Regions from separate parts of the Homo sapiens genome. Here all the other regions are linked to region 1. The links are chromatin loops, found by intact Hi-C in ENCODE. Cell type or tissue: HCT116. All regions are shown on one strand. Links, peaks and the distances in the headings refer to the core of each region. The heading gives the core; the rest is flanking DNA. Region 1 has its middle 61 kb from the start of CMTM8. Region 2 has its middle 35 kb from the start of CMTM6. Region 3 overlaps CMTM8 (CKLF like MARVEL transmembrane domain containing 8). Region 4 overlaps CMTM8 (CKLF like MARVEL transmembrane domain containing 8).

Evidence for each region. Hi-C counts contacts between places; a loop is a spot of excess contacts. Peaks named below come from ENCODE experiments on the same cell type or tissue, not always from the same donor. Only the 100,000 strongest peaks of a DNase experiment are listed, where the experiment ranks them.
Region 2: it touches region 1 in a loop (11-fold over the local background); 49 of 110 quality-filtered maps call a loop at or near these places.
Region 3: it touches region 1 in a loop (8-fold over the local background); 68 of 110 quality-filtered maps call a loop at or near these places.
Region 4: a loop joins it to region 1, with 9 times the contacts of the local background. A loop is called at or near these places in 47 of 110 quality-filtered maps.

Annotation. Positions count from the first base shown.
Region 1 is chr3:32,173,471-32,181,639 of GRCh38, forward strand. No RefSeq gene overlaps it. Among named protein-coding and RNA genes, the nearest start is that of CMTM8, 61 kb to the right of the region's middle. RefSeq lists enhancers at 4,318-4,487, 4,793-4,962 and a cis regulatory region at 4,403. In HCT116, for the core only: CTCF peaks have their summits at 2,333 (motif pointing right), 3,957 (motif pointing right) and 4,585 (motif pointing right); DNase peaks (open chromatin) are centred at 2,341, 3,941 and 4,631; H3K27ac peaks cover 476 bases.
Region 2 is chr3:32,463,410-32,471,578 of GRCh38, forward strand. No RefSeq gene overlaps it. Among named protein-coding and RNA genes, the nearest start is that of CMTM6, 35 kb to the right of the region's middle. RefSeq lists silencers at 4,278-4,347, 4,938-5,047. In HCT116, for the core only: a CTCF peak has its summit at 4,597 (motif pointing left); a DNase peak (open chromatin) is centred at 4,615; H3K4me3 peaks cover 366 bases; H3K27ac peaks cover 1,519 bases.
Region 3 is chr3:32,336,091-32,344,259 of GRCh38, forward strand. All of the region lies in intron 1 of CMTM8 (CKLF like MARVEL transmembrane domain containing 8), which reads left to right. Among named protein-coding and RNA genes, the nearest start is that of CMTM7, 52 kb to the right of the region's middle. In HCT116, for the core only: CTCF peaks have their summits at 4,186 (motif pointing left) and 5,081 (motif pointing right); a DNase peak (open chromatin) is centred at 4,201.
Region 4 is chr3:32,293,452-32,301,251 of GRCh38, forward strand. The region is part of intron 1 of CMTM8 (CKLF like MARVEL transmembrane domain containing 8); the gene reads left to right. Among named protein-coding and RNA genes, the nearest start is that of CMTM8, 59 kb to the left of the region's middle. In HCT116, for the core only: a CTCF peak has its summit at 3,430 (motif pointing right); a DNase peak (open chromatin) is centred at 3,440.

The DNA of each region.
Region 1 (8,169 bases), core at 1,923-6,922:
CTTGTAACCTCCTGAAACCTGTCTGTCTGAAACCTGAAGGAGTGGTTCTTCAGCTCCCCCTCAAAGACTTAGGAATTAAACTTGTCTGAATTGTACACATTGTGAGTGAAATAGTGCCACTGGAAAGTACTTTACTGTTGAACTCAATGCACCCTGTTATTTGTCAAATTGGTGTTATTTGACTCGTTACAAATGGAAATGCTTTTATGCTATGATGGAAGTGTTATTTGCATTTTTGTTACTAGTCTTATTTTTAAATAATTTTTCAATAGGTAACACAGTCATTTGGTTCAAAAATAAAGCCTGCTTCCCAAGTAGTTATTAGTTTTTAACAATCTCTTCTAGAATTTCATTTCACACACATAAGCAAAATATATATATTCTCATTCCCTTCCCCATTTCTCTACATAAAATTGAGCTTACTTGATGCATTGTTACACATCTTGCTTTTTTTACTTAACATGACATCTTGACAATCTTTTATATCAGTTATTTTTAATAACTGCATGTTTAACTTTTTACTTTGAAATAATTACGGATTCATAGTAAATTGCAAAGGTACCCTTCACCCAATTTTCCCTAATATATCAACACCTAGTTTTTAAAATTGTAAGTTAAAATAACAGTAGCGAAACACTTTCAGCACTGCTCTTTTTCTTTCTTTTTAGTCAGGGTTTCCCTCTGTTGCCCAGGCTGGACTGCAGTGGCTCGATCCTAGCCCACTGCAGCCTCCAACTCCTGGGCTGAAGCATTCCTCCTGCCTCAGCTTCTTCCAATAGCTGGGACTTCAGGCATGAGCCACCACACCCAGCTAATTTCTGAATATTTTGTGAAACCAGGGTCTCACCATGTTACCAAGGCTGATCTTGAACTCCTGGCCTCAAGTGATTCTCCTGCCTTGGCCCCCCAAAGTGCTGGGATTATCGGTATAAGCCACCATGCCTGGCCCACTTTTAGCACTGTTCTAAGTGCTTTGCATAGATGAACATTAATAAAAATGTATCACCCCCATATACAGATGGGGAAACTAAGGCACAAAGAGGATAAAGAACGTGTCCAAATAACAGAGATAGTAATTAATGAGGCCACGTTTTGGACCTGGGGAGTTTGGCTTAAAAGTCTGTGTTCTTAACTCTTAGATAAGACTACATTAACTCCTTTGAGTAATGGGTGTTCATAGTTAAGCAAAAGCAAACAATGATGTGAAGGGTTGAAAGTGTAATCATTCAATTCTTTTGCAGACTTTCATAAATGTACTGTGTTCATGCATGCGATATATTTTAAGACAATACTGTTTTAAAACTTTTTTAATAGTTTTAATATTGAACTTTCTGTATCAATATAATCTCCTACATCATTCTACATATCTGCATCATTTTCTATGACTCTTCCTTAGTTTATTACAGATAAATGTTTGTTTTCTTTTTATTATAATAACTGGTGCAGAAAACATTCTTGCACATGGATTTCTGCTCATTTATATGAGTGAATCTACATCATAAAATCCTGGAAGCGGAATTGCTGGCTCAAAGGTATGTGTGTTCTATACTTTAATGGAAACCGCCAAATCCCCCTTCACAAAGATGGCTGCAATTTATGCTTCTGACCTCACTTTCTGTTCCTAATTACCTCTACAGCCTCTATTAGGGAATTCTTTATAATAACCAGAGACCTAAATTGAACCAAATAAGTCCCAGAAATGTGAGCCTTTGTACTTAATAATTTATGTCTCTCCTGTCAGTTTCACTGTAAAAAATAAAATTTTTTGTTATTCAAAACTACAATTGTGTTAAAGCAGCCATCTTACTATATAGTTGTAATAGTTGGTACTGAAAGTTTTTTTTTTTTTTTTTTTGAGACAGGGTCTTGCTCTGTCACTCAGGCTGGAGTGCAATGGCACAATCTTGGCTCACTGCAACCTCCACTTCCCAGGTTCAAGCAATTCTGCCTCAGCCTCCCAAGTAGCTAGGATTACAGGCACCCGCCATCACGCCCAGCTAGTTTTTTGTATTTTTAGTAGAGACGGGGTTTCACCATGTTGGTCAGGCTGGTCTTGAACTCCTGACCTCAGGTGATCTACTCACCTCGGCCTCCCAAAGTGCGGGGATCACAGGTGTAAGCCACCGCACCTGGCCTTGAAAGTTTTTATAGTCACAGAAATGTTCATGTAAATGAGATGTTTATAACGAATGTTAAAACAAGAAACATTTTTTTAATCACAAATTCACTATTTATTCAAAACCTCTTCAAGCTGTTGTCAAAACAAGCTGAAATGGGGGTAAGATGCTTTTCTGGGAGAGTTCCAGGTTCTAATTAACTATGACCCTTGCCCACTAGAGGTCGCTCTTCGTGAATAACTTCCCTAGGCAGTTGGCATGCTGTGAAAGACATCACTATTCCTATGGCATTTTGGTCAAGTTTTTAGAAGAACACGTATTTCTTATGAACTAAACTAAATTTGTACTAGAAAGCGCCCAGTGTCTACGTTTCACTTTGACTTTTAAACTCAAAACAGACCACAATTTCTTCTTGTTATTCCAATAAAACTTTATTTACAAATATAGACAGTGGGTCAGATTTGGCTTGAAGTCTGTCAATCCCTAGGTTAGCAGGCAAATTTTTTAAACAGGAAAAATAGAGTTGATGCGGCCTTTCTCTGCAAGGGGACAAAGCCTGGGAAATAGAGGTCTGGAGCAAAATGTGAGTCCCCAGAATACAAAGGATACAAATGAAGAGATGCATAGGGTCAGGTATGGGGCCAGGGGCATGGAGCTTCTACGCCCTCCCTGGGCACGCCAGCCTCCGGGGACCTCCATGTGTTCAGCTATCCGGAAACTCCCAGACCACACATTTTGACATACAGCAGCTTTACTTTCACTGCTGGCCTGTGTCCACCTAGATGTCTGGGGGACTTTTGTTGCTTCTTGATCTCTTTCTCTTCCTTGATGTCGGAGACCCACTTATGAACATCTTTACTAAATTTCTGTTTTCTTCTGTCTCTCATTCTGACACTGACATTCTGACAAAAGCAAAAACACTTGCTTCCTGCTTTCTGCTTTTAGGAAAGATTCCAGGAACACACCTGGGAAATACTTTTAAAGGAGGCAGTTTCAGCAAGGAGAGTGGTAGGAAAGATAAAACCTCTTTGCATCCTAATCTTTCTGGTTTGCTTGTCTGTTATCTTTGGAGACAGCATAATTTTCACTAGGATGCTGTGTAATCATGAAGCTAATGAAATGTAAGCTTCAAGACCCTCACTTGTGTAAATCCTTTCTAAGGCCCTGTACCAAACTTTGTTTTCATAGATTTTTATTTTTCTTAAAGTCATAACCCCCTAAAACTAGTCCATCTCTAGTTTCAGAACTTTGGAGTCAGGTGGGGGTTCAAATTTTAGACCTGTGTGAACTTGGGGAGCTAACTTCCCCCTAGGCCTTAATTTTCTTTTCTGTAAATAGTATCTTTTATCTTGGGTTTCTTGAGAAGTCAGAAAACATGTCATTTGCTTTTCCCAATTCCCTGAACATATTAGGGGACTTCATGATGGAAAGAACCCAGAGAGAAAATGACAAATCCATATTTGGATGGAATTGCTTGGGACCTTTGTGGGGAGATGTGCAGGAAGCAAGAGGACACTCTGGACAACAGATCAAAAGGGGATGAGGAGCAGAGATGTTGGGTGAGGCCAGTGTCCAGGCAGTTACTGAAGCCAGAGTTGGGTGAAGGAAGTATCTGTGTGGCAGGAAGGAAGAAGCGGGAGTCTAAGCCCAGCACAGTGTCCAGGGTGAGGCCTGAACTTCAGAAGTTCACATTTCATTTCTTGCGGGTAATTTATGAATCTTGCATCCCATTGCTCAGGACTTACTCATTCAGGACTCTGTTCTCATTGATCCTGCCGTCCTAAGTGTGACAACCGTTTGAAATTAATTATTGCAATACCCAGGATAATCACTTGAGGGCAGCACTGCGCAAGGGTTATTCAACCAACAACGTTCATTTAACAGATACTTATTGAGGACATGTCGTGTGCTAAGCAAAGTTGTAACTAGGGTCAAGGAAAGCTTTCCTGAGGAAGTGACCCTCGACCCATGTAGCAGGATGGGGTGGAATTAAATAGGGAAGGAAGAGGTGTTCCAGGTAAAGGTAGCAGCATGTGCTAAGGCTCTGTGATGGCAGAAAGCCTGGGAGTGGGGGAAGAAGGGACAGTGCCGTGGTAGCTGGAAAAGTGAGTGGGATGTGGATGCAGATCGGGATTACAGCTCAGTTTCTGGAGCCTATTAACATTTTCTGAGCGGTTACTATGTGTCGGGCCCTTTCCTATAACTTATTTCAGGGAAGGTGGTAATAGTCCCATTTTACAAAGGCACAGAGGTATGGCTACCACCAGTCTTTCTTCAAGGCACCTCTCCTTCCCAGAGCATCCTTGTCTCCACTGGACACTTAGTCCTACCTTTCCTTCAACACATGGGTCAATTGTGGCTTCAAGTTGAATATCTTACTGATCATTTTGTGCATACAACGTGTTCTGGTGACTGGGCAGTTCTCCCTAAGCCAGAGGTTCTACTGATACTGTGTGTCCTCAGTATCTAGCCCACAGATGACCACTAGGGGATGCTCTGTTCCAGTTGGTTCCTGTCTGGAAATAGGCACATGACATGGCGATTTGGCAGAACAAATGACATAGTGATGTAGTAGATCTTGGCTCCACTTCATCCCTCCCTGAATCCATGCATTTTGCCACAAGACTTTACAGGCTTTACAGACACGGTATATCTCCCAGGCCCTCAAATCTGGCTTTGCTCTTGTGACTTGCTTTGCCAATGCAGTGTGGCAGGAGTGATGGTGTGCCAGATGCAAGCAATATATATATTTATCAACTCGACTTTCTCCTATACTTTTGCTCTATTTAGTCTCATTTTGAAGGAGATAAAATATGAATTCTATTTTAAATATTTTTATTGCATACAATAGCTCAAATTCATTTCTTTTTATCTGCTGTCTTACTTTCCATTATATGAATAAATCCCATTCTAGTTATTCATTTCCCTATTGATGGGATTTAGGTTGTTTGAAGGTTCTCTTTTTTTTTTTACTAATAAAGAAACAAAATGGGAAATATTTCTGTGCATGCCTCTTGTGTACCTAAGTGAGACTTTCTCATGGGTATATACTAGGAAGCCATGGGATACTCACATCTTCAAATTTACTAAAATATTACTAAATTGCTTTTCAAAGAACTTGGACCAATCTATTCTCCCACCATTATTAGTATAGAAGAATTCTCATTTCTCCACATTTGGCATCACCTGGTGTTGCCATACTAATTTGTGTAGGTTTTTGCCAATCTGATAGGTCTGAAATGGTATCTGGTTGATATTTTAATGTTCATTTCCCTGATTTCCAAAGATGTTGAGCTTCTTTCCTTGTGTTCGTTGGCCTTCCAATTTCCTTTTGTGAGTTGACTGTGCATTTCCTCTGTTTTCCTTTTCTTTTCTTCTTCCTTTTTTTTTTTTTTTTGAGTTGACTTGCTCCTGAAAGTCTGTCCTTACATAATCTTAATATTTTATATTATATATAATGTATGCTTGTATATTATATAAAGATAATATATTAAAGACTATAATATAGTATATGCAATACATTTAAAATATATATCCTTTGTATATTTGGTTGCTTATATGCACTGCAAAGATCTTCCAGTATTTTATAACAGTTTTATTGAGATGTAGTTCATATATCATACAATTCAACCATTGAAAGTGTACGATGGGTTTTTGTTACAATTTTAGAACATTTTCACCAACTTGAAAAAAAAAAACCTTCACCTTTTGGCTATCATTTCCCTATTCCCCCATCCCCAACCCTAAGCAACCACCAACCTACCTTCTGTCTCTATCAATTTGCCTATTCTGGACATATAAATGGAATCATATAATATGTGGTCTATTGTGACTGGCTTCTTTCATTTAGCCTAATTTTTCAAGGTTTATCCATGTTGTAGTATGTATCAGAACTCCATTCCTTTTTATGACCAAATAATATTCCATCGTAGGGATATGCTACATTGTTTTCCCATTCATCAGTTGAAGTAATGTTTACTGAAAAATGTAACTGAAATTCAAAACTGTTTTTAATAGCATCTGATTTCTACTCATCTGATCTGATTGCTTACCCCTGACCTCTCCTCACACATAAATAAAGTTGGTTTTGTTTGTTTTGTTTTGTTTTTACCATGATGATCAAAAAGTTTCTGACTGGCTTTGAACTGTACTTCATTGGTGAAAATCCTCCATTCCAATCCCTATAATTAAAGAGGTAGGCCTGGGGACCCTTGTTATCCTGTGTGGCCTGGGATCAAGAGCATCAGCATCACCTGAAGCTCGTTAGAAACTCACTCTCGTCTCGCAGACCTGTCTGGATTAGACTCTGAACTTGAAGGAGATCCCCAGGTGAGTCCTGTGCCCATTTGCTTTGACAAGCTCCGCCCTGGACCACTCTTTCTCACCCGGGTGAGTGTTGAAATCACCTGGAAGCCTTTGGGAACAATGCCAAGGACCTGCCCGCCTTTCCGAGATTCTGATTTCACTGCTCTAGAGTGGGTCCCAGACTTAGAGTGTCTCCAGAGCTCCCACGGGATCCCACTGAACAGCCAGACCTGATGCAGAGATCTTTGAGGAGCAATCCCAACTTTTTTCTGTAAACCACTTTCATTTAGGGATGTTTAGTCTACATGATTTAAGCCACCAAATTTGCAATTCTGTTAAGCAAAACTGACTGGTTCTCGGTGAAGGAGCTGCAGGCCCCTTTTTAAAGGGACTGGAGTATGACGGCCAGTACACCTTATGAGTGGGTGTCAAGGCTCTGTTGACAAAGATGGTTTGTGTTTCTAAGAAAACACAGCTGAAGCCCTGTGAAGGGTAGGTTGCCAAGGATGTGCTAGTTTTTCTTGGTTCATTTTCAGTTCTCCGTTTACAAATTTGCTCTGCAAATTTGGAATGGCTACTACTTTAAGCAGCGTTTACCCAAAAGTGACTTCTTCCTTACTCCTGCCAACAGAGTAAATACAATAAGAATGGACATCTTGGGTAGACATCAGGATGTCTCTTTTTAAATAAACCCCATCCTGATCTTATCTTTGCTAAGGAAGCTGTGGCAGCAACAAGCTGTCAAATCAATTTCTCTCCCTTCTCATCCCTCCGACGATTTCCTTGAACGCATGTGTTTCTGTTCCCTGTCACTGGGCTCACACAGCAGTCACCACAGTAACCTTCTCATGGGTGGGGGTGAGGAGTTCAGCATCCACCCTTTGTATCCACAAAAGGCTTTGCCACCTTACTGGGGGGGGTTGCCTATGTTTCCTTGTCATTTACAACCCTGCCCCATTTCTGTTCCAGATAGTGGCACAGTAATGCCCCAGATTGAGGTCACTTCTCTTGGAGTTAAAGGAAACAGGAGAGGGATGCGTGGTGTTTGCACCGTGCATCCTGCCATTATCCAACTCACAGGTATGTGTGTGCATCCTCTGGACTTTCTGGCTATGGTCTTTTCAGCCACCTCAGAGATTGTGTCACCTTGACTTACCGAAAGGAGTGACCACCTGAGAATCAAAGGCCCCGGGGTTCCTGAAATCCACACCAGGAAGGGCACATACAGGTGTCAAATCGCTTCTTGGGGTCTCTCCACAAGCACCTAAATGACTACGCTGTTAACTTGATCTATTTCTCTCATACTGGGCCAGAGAACCCTGCTTTATTTTCCAGATACCTAGTGCTAATTCTCCTGTGTTTGTGACACTTTCCTAATTCCAAATCTGGGATATTTTTCTACTACTTGAGGCAGATTCCTTAGAGGCTTTTAATCTGATAAAGAGTTCTCAAACCTGGGCAATCCAGGGTGTGAGTCTTAGTTTGAGAGAGGACAGACCTCCTTTAACCCAGCAAGTCAGAGATCTTTCGTGGGTGGTGAGTTCTGTGCCCACAGAAGCCAGCATGGCTTGCTTAGCATTACAGTACCCCGGGCCTGCCATGGACAATTACTTCTGGTTTTGATCTTCACTAAAGACTTTTGCTTCATTTTCTGGTACACTGCCTTTCTGATCACATTACAGGTCTGCACCTGCGCGTCTGTGCGCATGTGCGTGTCCTTTGTAAATAACTGCCTGTTCTTTTCTTT
Region 2 (8,169 bases), core at 1,535-6,534, 290 kb after region 1:
AGATTTTGGAAGTTATGAGAACTGTAGAGAGTGAGTTGAGCATAGTTTGTGATTTTAAGGGCCTCTAAAAGTATTAGGGCAGTGGTAGCCGCCATACGCAGACTTGAGGGCTAGGCTAAAACAGTAAGGTCAAGTTGTTTGGATAAAAAGGCTACAGGGTGCGGTCCTGGTCCTTGTGTAAGAATTCTGACCGCACTAAGCATGCCTAGGAAGGAAAGGAGTTGTTGTTTTGTAAGGGATTGAGGTTTGGGAGATTAGTCAGATACGATCAGCAGGGAGAGCACGTGTGTTTTTATGAGAATTATGCCCAGATAGGTAACAGATGGGGATGAAATTTGGGCTTGACTGAAGTAATGGGACCTGTCTGTGAAGCCTTGCGGCAGTACAGCCCAGGTAATTTGCTGAGCCTAATGAGTGTCAGGGTCAGTCCAAGTGAAAGCGAAGAGAGGCTGGGATGAAGGGTGCAAAGGAATAGTAAAGAAAGCGTGTTTGAGATCCAGAACAGAATAATGGGTAGTAGAGGGAGATATTGAGGATAGGAGAGTATATGGGTTTGGCACCACAGGATGGGTAGGCAAAACAATTTGGTTGATAAGGCTCAGATCCTGAACTAACCTGTAAGGCTTGTCTGGTTCGAGGACAGGTGAAATGGGGGAATTGTAAGTAGAGTTTATAGGCTTTAAAAGGCCATGCTGTAGCAGGCGAGTGATAACAGGCTTTAATCTTTTTAAAGCATGCTGTGGGATGGGATATTGGCATTGAGCGGGGTAAGGGTGATTAGGTTTTAATGAGATGGTAAGGGGTCCATGATCGGTCACCAAGGAGGGAGTAGAGGTATATTATACTTGTGGGTTAAGGTGGGGGGATACAAGAGGAGGACGCAAAGGAGGCTTTGGATTGGGAAGAAGGGCAGCAATGAGATGTAGCCTTAGTCCAGGAATAGTCAGGGAAGCAGATAGTTTAGTTAAAGTGTCTCGGCCTAATAAGGGAACTGGGCAGGTGGGGATAACTAAAAAGGAGTGCTTAAAAGAGTATTGTCTAAGTTGGCACCAGATTTGAGGAGTTTTAAGAGGTTTAGAAGCTTGACTGTCAATACCTACAACAGTTATGGAGGCAAGAGAAACAGGCCCTTGAAAAGAAGGTAATGTGGAGTGGGTAGCCTCCGTATTAAGAAGGGGACGGACTTACTCTCCACTGTGAGAGTTACTTAGAGCGTCTGTGATGGTCCTGTAAGCTTCTGAGGCAATCAGGCGGTGTCAGTCTTCAGCTGCTAAGCCGAGAAGATCTGGGAAGGAGTCAGAGAGCCTTCAGCCAGAGTTCCAGGGGCTCTGGGAGTGGCTGCCAGGTGAGTTGAACAGTCCGATTTCCAGTGGGGTCCTGCACAGATGGGACACGGCTTAGGAGGAATCCTGGGCTGCGGGCATTCCTTGGCCTGGTGGCCAGATTTCTGGCACTTGTAGCAAGCTCCTGGGGGAGGCAGTTCTGGATGTACACCTAGCCACTGCGGTTCAGGCGTTTGGAAGTTCTTGTGTGCTGGAGATGTGGCTGGAGTTTGTCTCACAGTGGAGGCAAGGAATTGCAACTCGGAAATATGTTGCTACTTGGCTGCCTCTACTCTATTATTGTACACCTTGAAGGCAAGGTTAAGTAAGTCCTGTTGTGGGGTTTGAGGGCCGGAATTTAATTTTTGGAGCTTTATTTAATGTTGGGAGCAGATTGGGTAATACAATGTATATTGAGAATAAGACGGCCTTTTGACCTTTTAGGATCTAGGGCTATAAAGCATCTCAGGGTTGCTGCCGAACGAGCCATGAACTGGGCTGGGTTTTTATATTTGATGAAGAAGAGCCTAAACGCTCTCTGATTTGGGATAAAGAAAAAGGAGCATTAACCTTGACTATGCCTTTAGCTCCAGCCACTTTTCTAAGAGTAAATTGCTGGGCAGGTTGGGGAGGGCTAGTCACGGAACGAAACTATAAGCTGGACTGGGTGTGAGGAGGGGAGGGGATAAAAGGATTATAGGGTGGAGGAGCGGAGGCTGAGGAAGAATTGAGACCTCGCTTGGCCTGGTGAGGGGAGAGGTCAGATGGGTCTGTAGAAAAGGAAGATTAGACAGACTCAGCGACGCTTGGGGTTGGGACTGGGGACAGGTGGGAGGGAAAGAAGGAAGATTTGGGACGAGTCACATTGGGAACAGAGACTAGGGAGGGACCGATGTGTAAAAGAATGCCTGGACATCAGGCACCTCAGACCATTTGCCTATTTTACGACAAGAATTATTTAGATCTTGTAGGATGGAAAAATTGAAAGTGCCGTTTTCCGGCTATTTGGAACTACTGTCGAGTTTGTATTGGGGTCAAGCGGCATTGCAGAAGAAAATAAGGCATTTAGGTTTTAGGTCAGGAGTGAGTTGAAGAGGTTTTAAGTTCTTAAGAACACGGGCTAAGGGAGAAGAAGGAGGAATGGAAGGTGGAAGCTTGCCCATAGTGAAGGAGGCAAGCCCAGAGAAAGGAGAGTAGAGACACGGAGAAGGGGTGGGGGATTCTTACCCTCCAGAAAAGTGGAAAAGGGGTCAGGGCACGGAAAAAAGGGATGGGGCACAGAGATAAGAGGTTGGGGTTCTTGTCCCTCCTCCAGGAAAGTGGGACTTGCCTCAAAGGGTGAAGGACCAAGGCAGGCGTCCCTGCGTGGTCTGACACCTCTGAAACGTGGGTGAATAATCAGGCGTCCCTGCAATGATTAAACACCAAGGGAAGGCTGCCTTCCCAGTCCATGACCGGCGCCAGAGTTTTAGGTCCATAGATAAAACGTGTCTCCTTTGTCTCTACCAGAAAATGAAAAGAATTGAAATTAAGAGAAGGCAGAGATTGAAGTGTGGCATCAAGATTGAGAGGAGAAAGGTTGAGGAATAGTGAGGGAGGTTGGAGAAGAGAGTAAAAAGAGGCTGCTTACCTGATTTAAAATTGGTGAGATGTTCCTTGGGCTGGTGGGTCTGAGGACCTGAGGTCATAGGTGGATCTTTTTCACGGAGCAAAGAGCAGGAGGACAGGGGATTGATCTCCCAAGGGAGGTCCCCCGATCCGAGTCACAGCACCAAATTTCATGTGCGTCCGTGTGAAGAGACCACCAAACAGGCTTTGTGTGAGCAATAAAGCTTTTAATCACCTGGGTGCAGGCGGGCTGAGTCCGAAAAGGGAGTCAGCGAAGGAAGATGGGGTGGGGCCGTTTTATAAGATTTGGGTAGGTAAAGGAAAATTACAGTCAAAGGGGGGTTCTCTGGCGGGCAGGAGTGGGGGTCACAAGGTGCTCAGTAGGGGAGCTTTTGAGCCAGGATGAGCCAGGAGAAGGAATTTCTCAAGATAATATCATCAGTTAAGGCAGGAACAGGCCATTTTCACTTCTTTTGTGGTGGAATGTCATCAGTTAAGGCAGGAACTGGCCATCTGGATGTGTACGTGCAGGTCACAGGGGATATGATGGCTTAGCTTGGGCTTAGAGGCCTGACAGAAACCACTGACATAAAGGGAGATGCCAGGAACCACTGGGCACCAGGTGGATGGAAAGGGCCCAGGTTGGAGGAGGGCTGGGGAGACAACTGGTGGACTGTTTGGGTTTTATTGCCATATTCTGTGTACATAAAAAACAACATAGGCCGGGTGCGGTGGCTCACGCCTGTAATCTCAGCACTTTGGGAGGCTGAAGCGGGCAGATCACCTGAGGTCGGGAGTTCAAGACCTCAAGACCAGCCTGACCAACATGGTGAAACCCTGTCTCTACTAAAAATACAAAATTAGCTGGGCGTGGTAGTGCATGCCTGTAATCCCAGCTACTCGGGAGGCTGAGGCAGGAGAATCACTTGAACCCAGGAGGCGGAGAGGTTGTGATGAGGCGAGATTGCACCATTGCACTCCAGCCTGGGCAAAAAGAGCGAAACTCCTTCTCAAAAAAATAAAATAAAAATAAAATAAAAAATACTCCACGTAGAGTTATGCAAAAAAGGAAATGTTACCACAGCATGAAGTGTGCCGCTTGGCTCAGTTGTGAATAGTGATAACAGCCAGAATAATGGTCACGCGGAATACTGATTTAACCGAAACTGTGACAAACCTCATCAGCCGGGCAGGGATGCGTGTGGAGCGAGCCGCTGGCCAAGTGCTGCCAGATGCCCCAAGTGACCCAGAGAAATGGTCATCTGGATTTCCACGCTAAACATTTCCCGATTTTTAAATGCTGCCAAGTATCTTTTCAAAGATACACTTCAGGCCAAACACACCTGCTGGGGGCTAGCTGAAGCAGCCAGCCCCAGTTTGCGATCCTGCCCAGGAGGGCCCTCAAGCGCTTGCCCCAGGGTCTTGGCAGTTCTCCGGAAAGTCGGGGCCCCGCCGGTCTGGCAGATGCTTCCTAGCGAACCCAGGGGCAGCGCGCTGGGCGGAGGCCCTCCCTGGGGAGCCCCCGGGGTCCCCGGCCAACAGCTGTGCCTGCTGCCACACCTCCCAGCTGGACACAGCTCTCCTGTAGCGAAAACAAAACCCACCAAGCAGGTGGCTGCAGGAGCCCGCGCGCAACGCGCCCGCTCCTGGCCGCGCACGCCCCCTGGCGGCCATCGGGAAGCATCGCCGCCGCGTTCCTTGGGGAGAGCCACGCCTCTGGGAAAGCTAAGAACTGTTCACATTAGAAGCATCCACTTGCACGGTTTTTTTGTTGCTGTTTTTTGGGGGGTTTTGTTGTTGTTGTTTTGTGGGTTTCTTTTTCTTTTTGAGACAGAGTCTAACTCTGTCACCCAGGCTGGAGTCCAGTGGCGGCACGATCTCGGCTCACTGCAACCTCCAACTCCCAGGTTCAAGCAATTCTCTTGCCTCAGCCTACCCAGTAGCTGGGATTACAGGCGCCCACCGCCACGCCCGGCTAATTTTTGTATTTTAGTAGAGACGGGGTTTCACCATGTTGGCCAGGCTGGTCTCAAACTCCTGACCTCATGATCCGCCCACCTCGGCCTCTCAAAGTGCTAGGATTACAGGCGTGAGCCACCGCGCCCGGCCTGCACGTTTTATTTGAACCTCAGGTACACAGATTAATCATCATCCTGAGTTCATAACACTCTTACACTCTAATCATGGTCCATGCATGGCCTCCTTCCTCCCTCCTTCCCTATTTTTTGTTTATAGTCAGCACTGAAGCTAGTCGTGACAACCTGCATTCAACTGTAACAATATGCTTCTTCAGTTCATCACCCTCCCATCTTTTTCCTCCCAAGGTAACCTCCCAAATCCCCCATTGATCACGGGCTTGCATTTCTTGTAATCTTGGTAGTTTATAATTAAATGGAAAAGATACCACACTGTATGTAATCTTTCAGGACTTTATTCACTTACCATTATGCAACATGTTACATCCTCTTGGCCTCACCTATCCCTTGATCCAGCCACCACTGCAGTGCTAGCCCTGCAAGGCCTACGACCATGTCATGCCAGCATAACCTGATAGCTGTGATTTGGGCCTTCAACTGTCACCTTGGCGCTTTCCTGTGGACACTGCCATGGGACCTGCTCAGCGGCCACACAGTGCAACTTGCAAGTGCTGCAGGGGAATTCACTCCCTGTGAGGTAACACTGACCAATGGGACACAGGAACCAGTGCGTGCATTCTTCCTCCTCCTCTCCTGGACCAGACCACCCTGAGGCACATTTTACACAGCTTCTCAGAGGACAGTCCTGTGGAATCGAGCAACCAATCACACAGTGGTGGCTAACTCAGTAATATCCTCATATTGGCTCACTCTCCTTCCCTGGTTCACTCATGATGATGGCTCAGCGGGCCACGTGGATACAAGCTGAAAATGTGTGCTGGCTGCACTAATAGTGTTATTTCAGGGGTAGCCTTGAAAGACAGCAGTGAAAGGAAACACTCCCAATGGGCAAAGCTCTGGGCAGTGCATCTGATCATCCGCTGGAAAGAAAATATACAGACTCAGGGAGTGGTGAACGGCTTGGCTGATTGGCCAGGGGACTGGAAAGAGAAAGACCGCAAGGCCCCAGAGGGATGAGTGAGACAAAACGAGTCTTCAGCCACTAAACTTCTCAAACAAGCAAGTCATTTGAACAAGAGGTGGATTTCTTACAAAATGCAAACTCTGAGTAATGAGGCCACTGCATATCAGAAAAAAAGCCCAGAAAAAAACCTGCATAATACATGTTATGACTGAAAGCCAGGTATGGATGGAATGAAAGGGACAGGCAGAGCTGGACTAGCTAGGGGGCTGTAAGGGTGCTCAGAACAGCAGATGACCTGATACAAAACCTGGAGTGGATGTCACAGTTCCTGTGGAGCAAAGATCTAAGTCTCAGCTGATACAACTCAGTCTGGGGCAAACGACAGCAGAGGGACAAGACTTAGATGTGGGGTTGCATCCCCAGATTCATTCCTACCCAGGAGGAAGTCCCAAATATTCCTAAACTTACTACATACTTGCTGTGGTTTTGTGAGGTGGTGTGTTGTGTGTGTGTGTGTGTCTGTGTGTGTGTGTGTTTGCCTGGATTGTGCTTCTCTTTTGCAAGAACCTGTTCACTGGATACATTTATTGTGACCCCTGTTGGTGACTCATATCAGGAGCAGTCAGATGCATGCCCAAGAATGGTGTTTACTCATAAAGCTTGCCAAGCATAACATTTGAAACAATGCCTCTTTCTGGGAGAAGAAAAAGTATTTGGTCTTCTCACACAGGTTTTATACCAACAGAGGTGCTATACAGCGCTTTCTTTTTTTGAGATGGAGTTCCGCTTTTATTGCCCAGCTGGAGTGCAATGGCGTGATCTCAGCTCACCACAACCTCCGCCTCCCAGGTTCAAACGATTCTCCTGCCTCAGCCTCCCGAGTAGCTGGGATTACAGACATGAGCCACCACACCTGGCTAATTTTTTTGTATTTTTACTAGAGACAGGGTTTCTCCATGTTGGTCAGGCTGGTCTTGAACTACCGACCTCAGGTGACCCACCTGCTTCAGCGTCCCAAAGGAGCCACCGTGCCCAGCCTATACAGAGCTTTCTTTAGCTGAACATCCCTGTCTGTCGAATGGATGCTGGGAACTCTACTGTGGATTAGGGAAGCTTCAAAAAGAGTGTGGCCATCTTTTGTTTCAATTGTGCTGACATAATAAAAATGAATGAATGTTTTGCTGCCATCCTACCTGGTACTTGGTTTGCAACCTAGGGTATTGCTAATGCATTATTTTAGATCTCCCTGTGGGGAATGTCAGTTTGCTTTCACGAGCACAGCATATAGCACACTTTTATTGCCCTGAATTTCCCAGTGATGTGGCATCAGTGGGTTGGACAAACCCAGCACAGTGTGAACTGCTGGTGTATGGGCAGGCATTTCCATCATGTCTGCACAAAGAAGACTGCTTTCAGGGCGTTACATGCCACCCAAGCACCACTGACGAAAGACAGGTGGGCCCTGAGCAAGGACAAAACCCAGGCGCTCTGCCTTTCAAGTGGTCATCTTGGGGGCTGTGTCACAGCTCAAATAGATATTTCACAATTAAATAAGGAAAACTTTGTAATAGCCACCAACTACAAAAGAAGAAGAAGGAGGAGGAGGAGGAAGAGGAAGAGGAAGAAGAAGAAGAAGAAGATAGAAGAAGGACAAGGAGGAGAGGAGGAGAGGAGGGGGAGGGGGAGGAGGAGGAGAAAAGAAGAAAAAAGAAAGAAGAAGAAGAAGAAAAGTGGCCCTACAGCAAAATTGGCCGCTGGATGGTACATCCCAAACCTAAGAATATTCCTACAGCTTCCATCCCCCAAGTCATCAGACATGTGGCCACATTTGCCCAAGAGCCTGAACAACAAAGAACCTAAGAATCAGCCCAGACAGCAGTAACAGAAGCCTTGCCCTAGAGCCTTTATTTCCTTTGGGTCAAGGAACTACAGGGGTCTGGGACTAACTGCACAGTTGATTAGAGCCTTTGGCAAACCAGACTTCTCTGGTTCTTCTTCTAGACTTTGACCTTTTGAACTTGAGGACTTCTTCCTGCTGCTGAGAAACAACGGCCAGCATCACTGAGCCCTGCCTACGCAAAACAGTCTTCAACTTGACATTCTCATCCTGCAATTCTGAACTAAGTTTCACAAATGGGTGGGACAAGCTCCAGAACATCCCATCACGAGAAGAAAATGG
Region 3 (8,169 bases), core at 1,686-6,685, 160 kb after region 1:
AATCCTCCTTGTTTGATTTTTATTTCATTTCTTTTGAGATTGACATTAAAGAGTAGCTGTGTGACTTTTGATACATGCACAGTTGTACAATTGCATCTGAACCTTTTTGTGTGATGTCCCTCCCTCCCCCACCTTCCTCCCTAGTGCCTAAAGGTAGAAGGACAGAGGTGGAGCTATCCCAAGTAAAGCCGGTTCTCAGGCTCTGTGCAGTCCCTTCAGGGGACCTGTGATAAAGTGGAGTCGGCACAAATCAAGGCTTGTACATGTAAGATTTTATCTTGACCTCAAACTGGGCTGTGGACCTGAGGCAGTGCTGGGAGGCTCTGTAGCAGAAAAGAGTCCTTAGACCTGGCTTTCAGCCAGGGCTCCAGCAGCTTTGCAGAACATGGTTTTGAACATAGCCTTTCACTGCTGTGAGCCTCAGTTTCCCTCTGTAAAATAAAGATAATCATATCTCCATCATACAACTGTTGTGTGGCTAAATGAGATGTGAGCGATGTAACTGGTGATGTCCTATACAAATACTGATGGTGCTGGAGGTAAGACATTTATTGTCATTCAATAAACGTCTCTCTCCCACACAGAAATGGAAGGAGCTGTTTTTATAGGGACTCTTGCCTCTTCCTCACTACTCTCTCATCCTCTTTCCTGTAAGCCTTTATCTCAGTTCTGTTCCTTGGGAGATAGCGTTCATTTTTTTCTTCTCCTCTTTGCCTTTTATTCCCCCATGCTTCACCAAAACAGAAGGAAATTGTCTGTTTTCTGTTGCTGTGATTGAATACCTGAGACTGGGTAATCTATTAAGGAAACCATTGTTTCTTCCAGTTTTGGAGGCAGGAAGTCCAAGGCCAAGGGGTCATAGCTGGTGAGGGCCTTTTTGCTGGTGGGGACTCTGCAGAGTTTTGAGGCGGTGCAGGGCATCACATTGCAAGGAGGCTCACGAGAGACAGCCAGACTGACTTTTAAAACAGACTCCCTCTTGTGATAACAAACCTCCTCCCGAGATAACTCATTAATCCATGAATGGATTAATCCATTTGTGAGAGCAGAGCCCTCATGATCCAATCACCTCCCAAAGATCCCACCTCTCAACACTGCTGCATTTGAGGACCAAGTTTCCAACACATAAAGTTTGGGGGACACATTCAAACCACAGTGGAAACCAACATGTGAAATGGAAAAGTGTTGACAGAAGTAAGTAAATGTGGGAGCCAGGTTAGCATCTGACCACAGACAACACCAGCCAGGCCTGCACGGACAGAGGTGGCCCTGGAATATCACCAAATCCAATCCCCTCACTCTAAGAGTCTTCTTTTCACACAGTTTGTTCAGTGTTCTTGAAGACTCTAAGCTGTTTGGCTGGGGCTGGCTGCAGCTTTACTTAATGGTGACCCAGGACCATGATCCAAGTGTTTTTCTCTGATTCTGGGGGAAGATTTGTGTTCTTTGTGAGTCCTGAGAAGATCTTGGATTGGGTCATCAGCATCCAGTATTCCTTTTAAATCCCTGGTGTGTGGAGCAGCCCATGAGAAAGAGGGAAGAAAATAGGGCTTCTTAAACTTGAGCTGCTTGGGAAGACACCTTGCTGGGCTCCTTCCCAGAAATGCTGATTCAGCAGGTCTGGGTGTGACCTAAAAGTCTGCATTTCTCACATGCTCCTGGGGGATACTGATCCTGCTGGCCTGGGACCAGACATCATTGGAGAATCCAAGGCTACAAGGCAGAGGTTGGCAAATTACAGTCCAGCAGCCAAGTCCAGCCAGAACACAGTTGCTCCCATTCATTTACATATTGTTTATGGCTGCTTTCATGCTACAGTGGCAGAACTGAGTAGTTGTGGCAGAGATCATGTGGCCCACAAAGCCAAAAATATTTACTATTTGGCCTTTTTTTTTTTTTTTTTTTTTAAATTGAGATGGAGTCTCACTCTGTCGCCAGGCTGGAATGCAGTGGTGCAATCTTGGCTCACTGCAACCTCCGCCTCCCAGGTTCAAATAATTCTCCTGCCTTAGCCTCCTGAGTAGCTAGGACTACAGGTGTGTGCCACCACGCCCAGCTAATTTTTGTATTTTTAGCAGAGACGGGGTTTCACCATGTTGGTTGGGATGGTCTCGATCTCTTGACCTTGTGATCTGCCCGCCTCGGCCTCCTAAAGTGCTGGGATTACAGGTGTAAGCCACCGTGCCCGGCCTGGCCTTTTACAGTAAAAGCATGCCAACCTCTGCTCTTGAGGTTCCTCAGCACCCTTAGCCCAGTAGTTCTAATTACAGGCATGGGACACCTCCCATTCCTTTCTTTCACTGACTGAGTACCCTAGGGCCACTACTGTTAAGAAACCAACTCTGCTAAGCATTAAATCATGTTCTCTGGAAGAAAAAACATGAGACTGATATCACTGCTTTTACCTCTATCTTTGCCGATCACAAAACACCTTAAGACCCTGCAGCAACCTAGGTGGTGCTGTACCCATCTTGTGAAGGTACAAACCAAGGCTCAGGAAAATAGTTATGTCTGTGGTCACACAGCAAATTAGTGACAAACCCAGGTCTCCCAGGCTTTGCACCTAACACACTACCTATTGTATATAAGGCAAAATTGGATGGTACTTTGTATATTGGTCATCTAATTCTGTGTAACAAATTACCCCTAAATGTAATAGCCTAAAGCAGCAGAAGACATTTGTTATCACTCACGGTGTCTGTACATAAGGAATTCAGGATCAACGTGGCTGAGCAGTTCTGGCTCAGGTGTTTTCCTAAGGTTCCATCAGATGTCTGCCAGAGCTGCAGTCACTTAAAGTTTAACTGGGGCTGAAGAATCCACTTCCAAGGATTCAGCTTGGAGAATCAGCTTCACTCACGTGGCTGGCAAGTTGGTGCTGGCTATTGGTGGGAAACTTCATTTCTGTTCCATGTTGACCTCCCTGCAAGGCTGCTTGAGTGTCCTCACAATATGGATGCTATCTCCTTTTTATGACACAGCCTCCCAAGTCACATAGCATAATTTCTGCCACATTCTGTTCATCAAAAGCAAGTCAGTAAGTCCAGCTTACCTTCAAGAAGAGCATCAAAGAATTTGTGGGCATATCTTAAAGCCAGCCCAGTAGGTCAATTTCCATTCCATTGCCTGCTGGGAAAATCAGGGTCCTGTGGTGTTGTCACAGTGCCGGTCTTTAGTTGATCGTAGAACGTGAGACTAAAGTCCTAAGCAAGAATAAGGTAATTCACAAATTACTAGCAACATCTAGGCCTCAAGTTTTGTTCTGTTCTGGAATAGAGTACCCAAAGGAATCTTACACAGTTGGACTTCAGAAAAGGTCAGAGAGGACCGGAAGGAGATGCCCATCTTCATGCTGTGTTTGAAAACAGAAAGACGACCACATGGTTTGAAATCCTCCCAGGCAATCCAGACATGCTTCTGCTAAGGGCCAGCTCTCCATTCCCAATTAAAAACTATCTTTCTAGCCCAGAGGCCAAGTGCCTTGTTGGAGAAAGCAGCAAGGCCTGAAGCCCTTCGGTTGTGCTTGTTGATGCTCCACACAGTTCCCCTATAAAGTATTAAACATACTTCAGTAAGAACTCTGCAGGGGTAGGCCGGGCGCGGTGGCTCATGCCTGTAATCCCAGCACTTTGGGAGGCCGAGGCGGGCGGATCATGAGGTCAGGAGATCAAGACCATCCTGGCTAACACAGAGAAACCCCATCTCTACTAAAAATACAAAAAATTAGCCAGGTGATGTGGCTGGCGCCTGTAGTCCCAGCTACTCGGGAGGCTGAGGCAGGAGAATGGCGTGAACCCGGGAGGCAGAGCTTGCAGTCAGCCAAGATCGCACCACTGCACTCCAGCCTGGGCGACAGAGTGAGACTCCATCTCAAAAAATAAATAAATAAATAAAAAGAACTTTGCAGGGGTAGAAGGAGGAGGCTGTGAATTTGTGGATTAAATTTGCCCTTCCAAGTCTTTGTATTAATTCATCCTTATCTCAGCCAGCTGATTGCATTTCTTGTCAGATCTGTTTCCAGGCAACGTCTGGTACTAATGGGTGAGAGTCCAGTTTATTCTTCCATGCCCTGCCACCTCTGTGCAAGGCGTTGTAAGTGTAGGAACTCATCCAGACAGTAAACTCTGATCTCTCGCCATTCAACAGGGTCCGGTTGTATCACCTTAGTCTTCATAAGCAGTGTTTGGATACCCTCTAGTGGATAAGTGAAGATGGTCGCCATGCTTGCTAAACAGAAGGGCTCCGAACCTGGGATGAGAGTGGAGGTGACTGGCTTGAAGAGCCCCTGTGACTCTGGAAAGCAAATGTAGGGAGAGGTCAGCTTGAGGATAATGTAACTCCTTGATGCTCCAGGAAAGAGGTATACTCTTCCGTTGTATAATCTTCTCTGGCTTGATATATTTAATAACCTGATTTGGAAAACAGGTAACAAAAACATCAGTACACATATATGTGCATGTGTGTATATTTCCTAGTGCAGAGAGTGTGTGTGGTTGTAAACAGGAATTGGCAAACTTTTTCTATAAAGGGCCAGATAGTAAATATTTCAGGCTATGTAGCCAGGAGGCCACATATTCTGTTGTAGTGTGAAAACAGCCATAGATAATACATTCATGAATAAGCATGGCTGTGTTCATTGACTATACAAAACAGACAGTGAGCCGCATGTGGCCCTGGGCCAAAGTTTGCCAACCCCTGGTGAAAAAGAAAGAACTGAATTGTGTTTGTCTCTTGCACTAGATGGCGAATTCCTCCTGTGCAGGGACCCAAGCCTCATTCACCTTTGTACCCTGGGCACTCAGTATTGTGCCTACCATGTGGCAGGTGCCCATAGCCTATTTACTGACTCAATATGGCTCCTGTGTCAAACTCTGTAATATATCACCTTTCTTGCAAGATTTCTTGGAATTCATTGAATTAAGAGCAGCATGCTCTCTAACTTAGATGTTTAAGCCATCAGAGCAAATAGGATTAGTTGCCATCCTGTTTTCCATGTACTTGTCCTTCACCAAGATGCCATGTGAAAGACCAGCACTTCAAAAGGCCTTGTCGTGATCAGCCCTGTTCAGCCTGAAGATGGCACTACCTAGTGGCCCAACAGTGGTGGGCAGCTGCCGGGCATCTTGTTTTGCAGACGTGACAGTGGATTTGCATAGAGGCTTCTGTTGCCTTTACTAGAATCTCCATATGCCCAGAACCTTGCACGTGAGAAGGGACTGGCTGGTGGCATTCCAGGTAATGTCCTATCCCTAAGAACACGGCAGGAGCCAGCTTCTCTGTCTCAAACACCAGCCTATTCCTCTAAGGCAGGCTTATGGTCTGCCAAACTGCTCTTTTTTTTAAGGTATTAATCACAATAGCAACTATCCTTTGTAGAGTATATTGTCTTATGTGGATTTTAGAAAATATGTATTATCTCTATTTATTGATGAAGAAACTGAGGCACAGAAGAGTTAAATTACTTACGGCATGATGTTGATGTGTAGTACAGTTTAAAAACTTGAGGCCAGGTGTGGTGGCTCACACCTGTAATCCCAGCACTTTGGGAGGCCGAGGCAGGTGGATCACCTGAGGTCAGGAGTTCAAGACCAGCCTGGCCAACATGGCGAAACCCCCTCTCTAATAAAAATTTAAAAATCAGCCAGGTGTGGTGTCATGTGCTTTTGATCCCAGCTACTCTGGAGGCTGAAGCAGAAGAATCACTTGAACCCAGGGGTCGGAGGTTGCAGTGAGCCAAGGTTGCCGCTGCACTCTAGCCTGGGCGACAGAGCAAGACTCTGTCTCAAAAAAAATAAATAAACTTGGACTAAGTTTTTTAACTCACTGTGCCTTGGTTTTCCTATCTATAAAATCATCATGATAAAACCTATTTTAAGGCTGGGCATGGTGGCTCACGCCTGTAATCCCAGCACTTTGGGAGGCTGAGGTGGGCGGATCACCTGAGGTCAGGAGTTTGAGACCAGCCTGGCCAACATGGGGAAACCCCGTCTCTACTAAAAACATAAAAATTAGCTGGGCGTGGTGGCATGCGCTTGTAATCCCAGCTACTCAGGAGGCTGAGGCAGGAGAATCGCTTGAACCCAGGAGGCGGAGGTTGCAGTGAGCCAAGATCGCACCACTGCAGTCCAGCGTAGGCAACAGAATGAGACTCCATCTCAAAAAAACCCAAAAAACAAAAACCTATTTTAGGGGGCTAGCTGTGTGGGTCAAATGAGGTAAGGTACAAGAAGTGTTTCCTTATTCCATAGTAGATATTATACTGTTACCAGGGGCTTGGGTACATAGGTCCTCGATAAATATTGGTTGAATAGATGAAAGCAATTTGCCTAGTCACACAGGTGGTAAGAATTCAAAGCCCAGCTCTTCCTACCAGGCCAGATGGCCTTGATTATACCATTTAACCAAACAGGAACAGGGGCATGCTAACCATGGTATTGAGGTGGACCGTGTGGCATTCAGGTGTCCACACAGGGCAGGGAAGACAGAGCTTCAGGGTTACACATTCACAGTTCACTTAGCCTGACATCGTGTTGGCATTATTACTCATGAGAGAGCTCTCAAGCTCAGTCCATACATGCAGGGAGCTGGAAGTAGACTTCTTGGCTCCACACAAGTGTAAAAAGCTTCAGTTACAGAGAAAAGTAGGTTTTTTACCTGAGAAAGAGGAGAGCTGTTTCTCCTAAGAGCCATTGTAAACCCTGGCAATAATATTAGCATAGTAGTAATAATTGACACAGCACCTCGCAAGCACTCTTGTGCATACATTGATTAACTCATTTTGTCCTCCCACACCCTAGGAGGGAAGCCTCTGTATCCCCATTTTACAGTTGAGGAAACTGAAGCTCAGGTTAGTAACTTGCCCAAGGGCTAATGGAATTCAGGTAGACTGACTCCACAGTAAGGATTTTCCCCACTAAGCAAACTCTGCCTCTCAGTCTGCTATTACCATGTGCGGTAGTGTCACCTCAGCGAGAGAGGAAGGAGAAGGAAGGAACAGGGAATCAAACAATGAAGACTATGGGATAAATAAAAGTAGCACCAGATTGGAAGATGCCGCTGAACGCTAGTTCTGCTTTGACCCCTGACTAGCTCCATGACCCTAGGCTGGTTGCTTCTGAATGTGTCCTGGACTTCTCTTCATTTGTAAGCATCTCTTCATCTGTGAAATGAGTTAATCAATCCAACACTAACATTCTCTGGCCTTCAAACCACTATGGGATAAGTCTTGCCTTTAAGAAAAGGTGCCATCCTTGGAGACTGCTGTCTGATGCCAGGCCTCCTTTGCAAGTGGATTTCCACCTGCAAAGTCTTCATGTGTCAAGTCAAGACCTGCAAAGACCCATGTCACCAGCTGGGGTGTCTGTCTCAGAGATTTGGCATTCCTCCCACCACCCAAATTTTGCCTGGCTAACTCTCATTCACCTATTTGTCTCTCACTTCCTCTGACCTTCCAGACTTGGTTGTGTCCTTGTGCTTTGCATTCTTGTATCACCATAGTTTCTTTTCATAGGATTTATTACAGCTTATAATTAAATGTCAACTGGGGGCAGAGACCATGTCTTTTTTTCCCCATCGTTGCACTGCCATTGAGACCTCAGGTGGTTTGTTTTTGTTTTTGTTTTTGAGACGGAATCTCACCAATCTTGTCACCCAGGCTGGAGTGCAATGGCGTGATCTCAAGTCACTGCAACCCCAGCTTCCCAGGTTCAAGTGATTCTCCTGCCTCAGCCTCTCAGGAAGCTGGGATTACAAGCATGTGCCACCACGCCTGGCTAATTTTTTGTATTTTTAGTAGAGACAGGGTTTCACCACGTTGGCCAGGCTGGTCTCAAACTCCTGACCTCGAGTGATCTGCCCTTCGCAGCCTCCCAAAGTGCTGGGATTACAGGCGTGAGCCACCTCGCCTGGCCAAGACCTGAGGTTTTTGAATGAATGAATGTTGCCACATATGTGCCATATTAAATGTACACCAGAAGTAGAACAGCAAGATATGGCGATATTGGTTAGTTCTCTTCTGGCAGGCCACATAATAGCAAATCTGCAGTCACTATTTCCAATGCCACTTCATTGCAAGGAATTAGTATGATAAATGATTTAAAATCTAATGAGGTATTTCAGAGGTATGCTGAGATCTCACCAGAACAATGCAAATCCCCTGAGCTAAGCCAG
Region 4 (7,800 bases), core at 938-5,937, 120 kb after region 1:
ATGGGAGAATTGCTTGAATCCGGGAGGCGGAGGTTGCAGTGAGCCAAGATTGTGCCACTGCATTCCAGCCTGGGCAACAGAGTGAGTGAGACTCTGTCTCAAGAAATAAATAGGCCAGGTGCAGTGACTCACATCTGTAATCCCAGCACTTTGGGAGGCCAAGGCAGGTGGATCACCTGAGGTCAGGAGTTCAAGACCAGCTTGGGCAACATGGAGAAACCTCGTCTCTACTAAAAATACAAAAATTAGCCAGGTGTAGTGGCACACACCTGTAGTCCCAGCTACTCGGGAGGCTGAGGCAGAAGAATCACTTGAACCAGGAGGTAGAGGTTGCTGTGAGCTGATATTGTGCCACTGCACTCTAGCCTGGGTGACAGAGGGAGACTCTGCCTCAATAAATAAACAAACTGTGCTCTGTGAGTAAGCCTGTTCATGTGTCATTCTTCTTTGTGCAGGTGTATCTGTTGTGCAGGTGTATTGGTTGTGCAGGTGTATCTGTAGGTTAGATCCCAGAACTGGGGTTGCAGGATCAAGGGTAAATACATCTCATTTTGGTGGCCACCTCCAGATTTCTCCTCCATGAGAGTCGTGCCCTTTGGTACTCTTATCAGCAGTGACTTGAGAGGCCAGTTTCTCCACAGCCTCACCAACAGGATTGTGAAACGTTTGAATTCTTGCCTATCCCATAGGTGAGAAGTGCCTCATGTTTCTTAACCTGAGTAACATTGATCCAGCCTTACATATCGTGAACAAGGAGCTAAGTGAACTCAGCCTAGTCTGCTTTTCCCTGAATGGCAAGTGTCCTGTGCACATCTGTGTCCAGGTCTTTGTGCTTGCTGTCCCTCTGTCAGGAATGCTCTTCCATTTCACTTTAGACATTTTCACATCCTGTGAGGCTTCCAGATGCCTTCTTCTCTATGAAACGTTTTCCGATTATGCTTTACGCTGCATTTTTGTCCTTCTCCACGTTCCCTCTGGCTTAGTGCTGCTGCCTTGTGTGGCTGCCAGTCACATAGCTGTTGCCCAGAGCCAGGTGGGAGTCTGCAGTCAGGCAGGTCTGGTTTTGAATTCCAGCCTTACCACTTACTATCTCTGGATCCTTGGTCAAATTTCTTCTTGGAGCCTCAGTTTTCTCATCTATAAAATGGGAATGATACTTCTCTAGGAGAAGCCACATAAAGTATGCGGCAGCAGATAGGCATTTAATAAACATCAGCTCCTCGAGGGCAGATCCGTCTTCTTGTTTTCTGCCCTGCCTTCCATGTGCCCTTGCATGCAGTGAATAAAGATATTGTGTCTATTCTTTAAAACACAAAACTGTGGCCAGATGCGGTGGCTCACACCTGTAATCCCAGCACTTTGGGAGGCCGAGGCGAGCGGATCACTCAAGGCCAGGAATTTGAGACCAGCCAGGCCAACATGGTGAAACCCCATCTCTACTAAAACTACAAAAATTAGCTGGGTGTGGTGGTGCACACCTATAATCCCAGCTACTTGGGAGGTTGAGGCAGGAGAATCTCTTGAGCTTGGGAGGCGGAGGTTGTAGTGAGCTGATATCATGCCACTGCAATCCAGCCTGGGTGACAGAGCAAGACTCTGTCTCAAAAAATAAAACAAAATGAAACAAAACAACAAACTTTATAGGAAGTGAATGGTGATTTATTCAGCAATTATTTGAACACATATTTTGTTCCAGGCATAGATCTCAAAACTGAGGATTTAGGCTGGGCACGGTAGCTCATGCCTGTAATCCCAGCCCTTTGGGAGGCCAAGGCAAGTGGATCACCTGAGGTCAGGAGTTCGAGAACAGCCTGAGCAATGTGGTGAAACCCCATCTCTGTTAAAAATACAAAAATTAGCTGGGCATAATGTCGTGCACCTGTAGTCTCAGCTACTCGGGAGGCTGAGACAGGAGAATTGTTTGAATCCAGGAGGCGGAGGTTGCAGTAAGCCAAGATTGCAACACTGTGTTCCAGCCTGGGCAATAAAGCGAGACTCCATCTCAAAAAAAAAAAAAAAAAAAAAAACAAAACAAAACAGCGGAAAGAGAAAATCCCTGTCTTTGTGGAGCTTGCATTCAATTAGGGTGATAGACACCCAATGAATAGAAGTAAATGATTCAGTAGTAAGCATAGATCCAACTATTGTATATCATTTTGTTAAGTTGAGGAACTGTAAGTTCCTTGGGGGCAGGAAGGATGACTGCCCTTCATGGAACCTCTTCAGAGCCTAGTATGATGGAGGAAACCCATACCCACATCTATTAATGTCTCCCCTCTGCTTAAACCCCTAGCAGCTCCTCATGGCCTCCGGGCTATGGTTCAGACTCCTTTCCTGGACTGCAAGGCCCTGTGTGATCCGGGGCCTGCCTTTCTATCTGGCTTTGTTTGTTGCCTGGATATCTATCCACCCTACGTTCCAGCTCCACTGGACCTCCAGTTCCTAAAATGTTCCATGCTGTCTCATCTCTGCTTTATTCTACCTGTTATTCCACTTGCCTGTAATGGTTTCCATGCCCACCTCACCTGGCTAATATCTATATATCCTTTAAATCCTTTTGTTCTGTCTTGGATGTCACTGTCTTCAGGAAACCATCCTTGATTTTCCCACCTCTCAGTCTGTGTTGTGTGCCCCTCCAGCTCTGTGCTCAGTAACAATCAGGACTTCTTTGCTTCAGCCTTTTATTTTTTATTTTTTTTTAAATAAAGATGAGGTCTCACTATGTTGCCCAGGCTGGTCTTGAATTCCTGAGCTCAAGTGATCCTCCCACCTCGGCCTCCCAAAGTGCTGGGATTACAGGCATGAGCTACCACACCTGACCCAGACTTCTACAGCATTATAGGGTAATTGCTGGTTTACTTGTCTGAATCTCCCTAATTGTTCAGCCCCCTCCGGAGTAGGCTTGTCTCTCCCATCTGGTGGTATGTATCTGCAATGAGTACCTGGCACAATGAGTTATGGCTAGACAGATGGATAGTTGAAGCGTAGAATAGGAAGTGGATACATGTTCTGACTTGGCTCTCCTCACTGGGGCCAGCCCAGTCGGAACCTGTTTTCCTTTGTAGGAATCTTGTTTCCCTTTGCCACTCCCTTGAGGCAAGCAACAGGTCCTGCTTCTGGTCCATCACAGGTCTGATGACCCTGGAATGATCACTTACCATTCTGGGGCATTTATTAAATGACCCACTGGGGCTGCAGGATTGCTTAAGTGCAAGAGCTCTGTTGATGTATTCCACAGGAATGGCACCCCTTAGGGTTGTGTAATGTGCCCATGTTGCATTAGATGTTCCATCCAGATCTGAGGTTCCATGGGTGGGGGCCTCCTGCCTCTCTCACCCAGGTTTTCCTCGGGAAGAGCAGTGCCTAATTAAAACCACAAAGGGAAAAACCAGGGCGGCAGACTGTGTGTTATTGTGGCTGATGATGCTTGACATGGCCAGTAGAGGGCAGCAGAGCCGTCCACCATGACCTCCACATTTTCGTTATTGTAAATAAGGGATCCTGAGGATGCCTTCTCCACTCCCTCCCCGTGTGTTTGCTCTCATAGGATGGTTGTTTTTCTGGAAGGTTTGTGGTCTAGCCATTGAACAGAGAGAAAAACATCCCCTTAGGATGTGTTGATGCAAAAAGATGATTTTAGAAAAATTGCCCTCTGGGTTCAAAGAAAGATTACATCATTTCCTCACCTTGAATGTACACAGTCTAGGGATATCTAAACTTTATTTTTTTAATTTATTTATTTTTGAGATGGAGTTTCACTCTTGTTGCCCAGGCTGGAGTGCAGTGGTACAATCTCGGCTCACTGCAACCTCCACCTCCTGGGTTCAAGTGATTCTCCTGCCTCAGCCTCCCAAGTAGCTGGGATTACAGGCGCCCGCCACTGCACCCAGCTAATTTTTGCATTTTTTAGTAGAGGTGGGGTTTCACCATGTTAGCCAGGTTGGTCTCCAACTCCTGACCTCAGGTGATCCACCCACCTATGCCTCCCGAAGTGTTGGGATTACAGGCGTGAGCCACCGTGCCTGGCCTGTACCTAAACTTTTGATGAGGCTATTCTTATCTGTGAACCAACATTTGTGACTAAAGCTCACCTTGGGGAATACAGTGGTAACCTTGCACAGAGAATGCTGTGGCTAGCAGCAGCCCCGTCTGGGGTGGCGCAGACACTCCAGGCTGCTTTGTCTGTCTGAAATCCCAGCAGTGTCATCACAGCATCTTGTGCAAAACATTGATGGTGAAAGATAACAATTTCTTCTATTGCTCACCAGCCTCATTTGGAAAGTTAATTACCAGCTTGTGGAAGTTAAGGAAAGACAAGTTCTTAAACTCAGGGGGATTTGGCATTTTAAAATACAGGTCTGTGGGTGGGAAAATAAGGTTTGTGTGTGGGAAGGATTTGGGAAAATGGACTGAGTGTTAATTTAAGGACTTGAAGTGTTTATGAGGGAACCCTGGATAAGAATAACATTTTAAAAATTGGAGATGATGAGAAACTCAAGCACCAAGGTAAAGAAGTCTGGCTTGTGTTCTTCAACTGGTTTCATGGTCATCAGCAGCAGCCATTGCTCAGAACTCCAACAAAAGCTCTCTAATCTCTTAACTAAAAACTTTTTTTTTTTTTTTGGTTGGGGGTGGGGGGCAGTGGCTGGAGTCTCGTTCTGTCGCTGAGGCTGGAGTGCAGTGGCACAATCTGGGCTCACTGCAACCTCTGCCTCCCAGGTTCAAGCAATTCTATCTCAGCCTCCCCAGTAGCTGGGACTACAGGCTCCCACCACCATGCCCAGCTAATTTTTGCATTTTTGGTAGAGACAGGTTTTGCCATGTTGGCCAGGCTGGTCTCAAACTCCTGATCTCAAGCAATCCACCCGCATTGGCCTCCCTAAGTGCTGGGATTACAGGCGTGAGCCATCACGTCCAGCCCCTAATTAAAAACTCTATATAAATATTTGAGGATCTAAAATACAGAGATACTATAAACATACCCCCCTTTTTTTTTTTTTTTTTTTACTTTCTGAAATCTTTCATTCTCTTTAAAAAATTTCAGAATGAGCACTCTTGGTCTCTTTCCAGGGCGATCCTTGCTAGATATTTTTCTTATATCCAGCTTCTGCTAATTAAATTGAAACAATCCTGACTTCATATTTCACTTGCTCTCCTATCATTCGGCTCCTTATCAGATTGCTGCTTTTTAAAAAAAATTTTGAGACAGGGTTTCACTCTGTCACCCAGGCTGGAGTGCAGTGGTGCGATCTCAGCTCACTGCAGCCTTCTCCTGAGCTCCAGCAATCCTCCCACCTCAGCTTCCCAAGCAGCTGGGACTAGGGGCATGCGCCACCACACCCAGCTAATATATATATATATATACACGTGTGTATGTGTATATATATGTGTGTGTGTATATACACACACACATATATATACACACACATACATATATATACACACATACACACACACACACATACACACACACATATATATATATATATGTATATATATATATATTTTTTTTTTTTTAGAGACAGGGGTCCAGGCTATGTTGCCCAAGCCGCTCTTGGACTTCTGGGCTCAAATGATCCTCCCACCTCAGCCTCCCAAACAGTTGGGATTATAGACACGAAACACTGTGCCCCGCTCAGATTGCTGCTTCAAATCCCTCTTGGGATCACACCTCAAAGAGTCCTGACGTATTTTCATAGAAAACAGCCCATGGGCCTAGAGCCTGTATTATCATACAGTGTAAGGTGAGAAAATTTCAAGGCACGATTTCCAAATGTTAATTTTTCTTCCTTCTACTCCTTCCTTTTGGAGAAGAATTTAAAAGGGACCATTGGTTTGAATCAATGAAAATATTGGCTTAGGTTACTCTGTATTTTGTAAACTTGTTGAAGTACTTGGTTTAACCATTGAAATGCCAAGATTCTATTTAGCTCAACTGTCTCTACACCAGAGATCAACTTTCCTTTTATAGGAGTCATTGATTCAAGAGGAAAATATAATCTGGTATTAGGTCATTTTTAAGAAAAATAATTTTTTAATTTTTGTGGCTACATAGTAGGTGCTTATGTACCTGGGGTACATGAGATGTTTTGATGCAGGCATGCAGTGCGTAATAATCACATCTTGGAAAATGAGGTATCTATTCCCTCATGCATTTATCCTTTGAGTTACAAATGATTCAGTTATACTCTTCTTTATTTTTAAATTTATAATTAAATTATCATTGACGGTAGTCTTCAAGAAAAATGTACTTGAAACTTAGAAAAAAGTTCAGGAAGATGACTGAGTGCCCTTTTAATATCCTACTAGAACATTGTCTGACAAACCCAGCAAAGATCATCTAATAATCTAGGGGAAAATGTAGCAATGTTTTTCTGCAGACTGCCAGATAGTAAATATTTTGGGCTTTGTAGGCCAAAATATGTACTGTCTGTAGCTACTTAACTCTGCCATCATAGTGTGAAAGCAGCCACGGGTAATACATAACTGAATGGATACAGCCACTGTAGGTGCTGAAAAGGGATGATGCCTTTCTTCTCCATCATAAAAATCATGGCCAGCACCTCTATAACAAAAAGGTTAACAGACAAAAGCATAACACATTTCTTTGATCATACTTTTGCGTGACACAGCAGTCTTCAGATCGAAGACCCAAAGATACAGGGGAAGCTATCCATTTTTATGCTTCAGTTTGATGATGAATGGATAGCTGTGTGGAACTGTGGTTGGACCAAAAGGGTGTGATCTAATGCTAATAGGCTGAGCGGGGGAACCCAGCAAGGGCTGTCTGTTCAGATTCTTCTTGGACTCTCTGCAGCATAATTTCCTTCCAGGTATGGGGCAGGACCCTTTCTGGAATGGGGGTCTTATGAACTACAACCAAACAAGGTCAGTCAGATTATTTCTTTGTGGCCAATTCTTACACAGAAAAGTAGGGGAAATTTTTAGATTTTATGGCTGGCTTTGGGGAAAAGGGTTTTGGTTTCCATGATCTCCATTGGGGAAGAGGGATTCTAATATCTGTGCTTGCCTTTTTGGGGGAAAGGGGGAATGAGGCTGAGAGGCAAGCAGGACAAGGTCAGAGAAAAACTGCTTCTGAGCCCTTACTTTAGGGTATTGTCTTCTGAGCCCTAACACTGTTCCAATAAAACTTTATTTAGAGACACTGAAATTTGGATTTCATAGCATTTTCATATTTCATTTTATGTTATAAAATATTCTTTTAGGCTGGGCACGGTGGTTCACGCCTGTAATCCCAGCACTTTGGGAGGCTGAGGTGGGTGGATCACCTGAGGTCGGGAGTTCAAGACCAGCCTGACCAACATGGAGAAACCCCATCTCTACTAAAAATACAAAAAATTAGCTGGGCGTGGTGGCACATGCCTGTAATCCCATTTACTTGGGAGGCTGAGGCAGGAGAATTGCTTGAACCTGGGAGGCGGAGGTTGTGGTGAGCCGAGATTTTGCCATTGCATTCTAGCCTGGGCAACAAGAGTGAAACTCCATCTCAAAAAAAAAAAAAAATCTTTTAATTTTTTTCAACCATTTAAAAATATAAAAATCATCCTTCACTTGCAGGTCTTATAAAAACAAATGGCTGAGATTAATAAATTGCAAATGATTTTTGTCCAGTTAAGATGGGAAGGATTTCTTATGGCAGAAAAGGAGCATCAGGGGTACTGCTATATGCCAGGTAGGACATTAACCCGGTTTGTTTCTAAGTTTCCAGCCTTATCCCGGCATTCATCTTTCCACAGATTTTTTGCCCTACTTAGGTTTCTGTGCCATCCACCTTTGAGC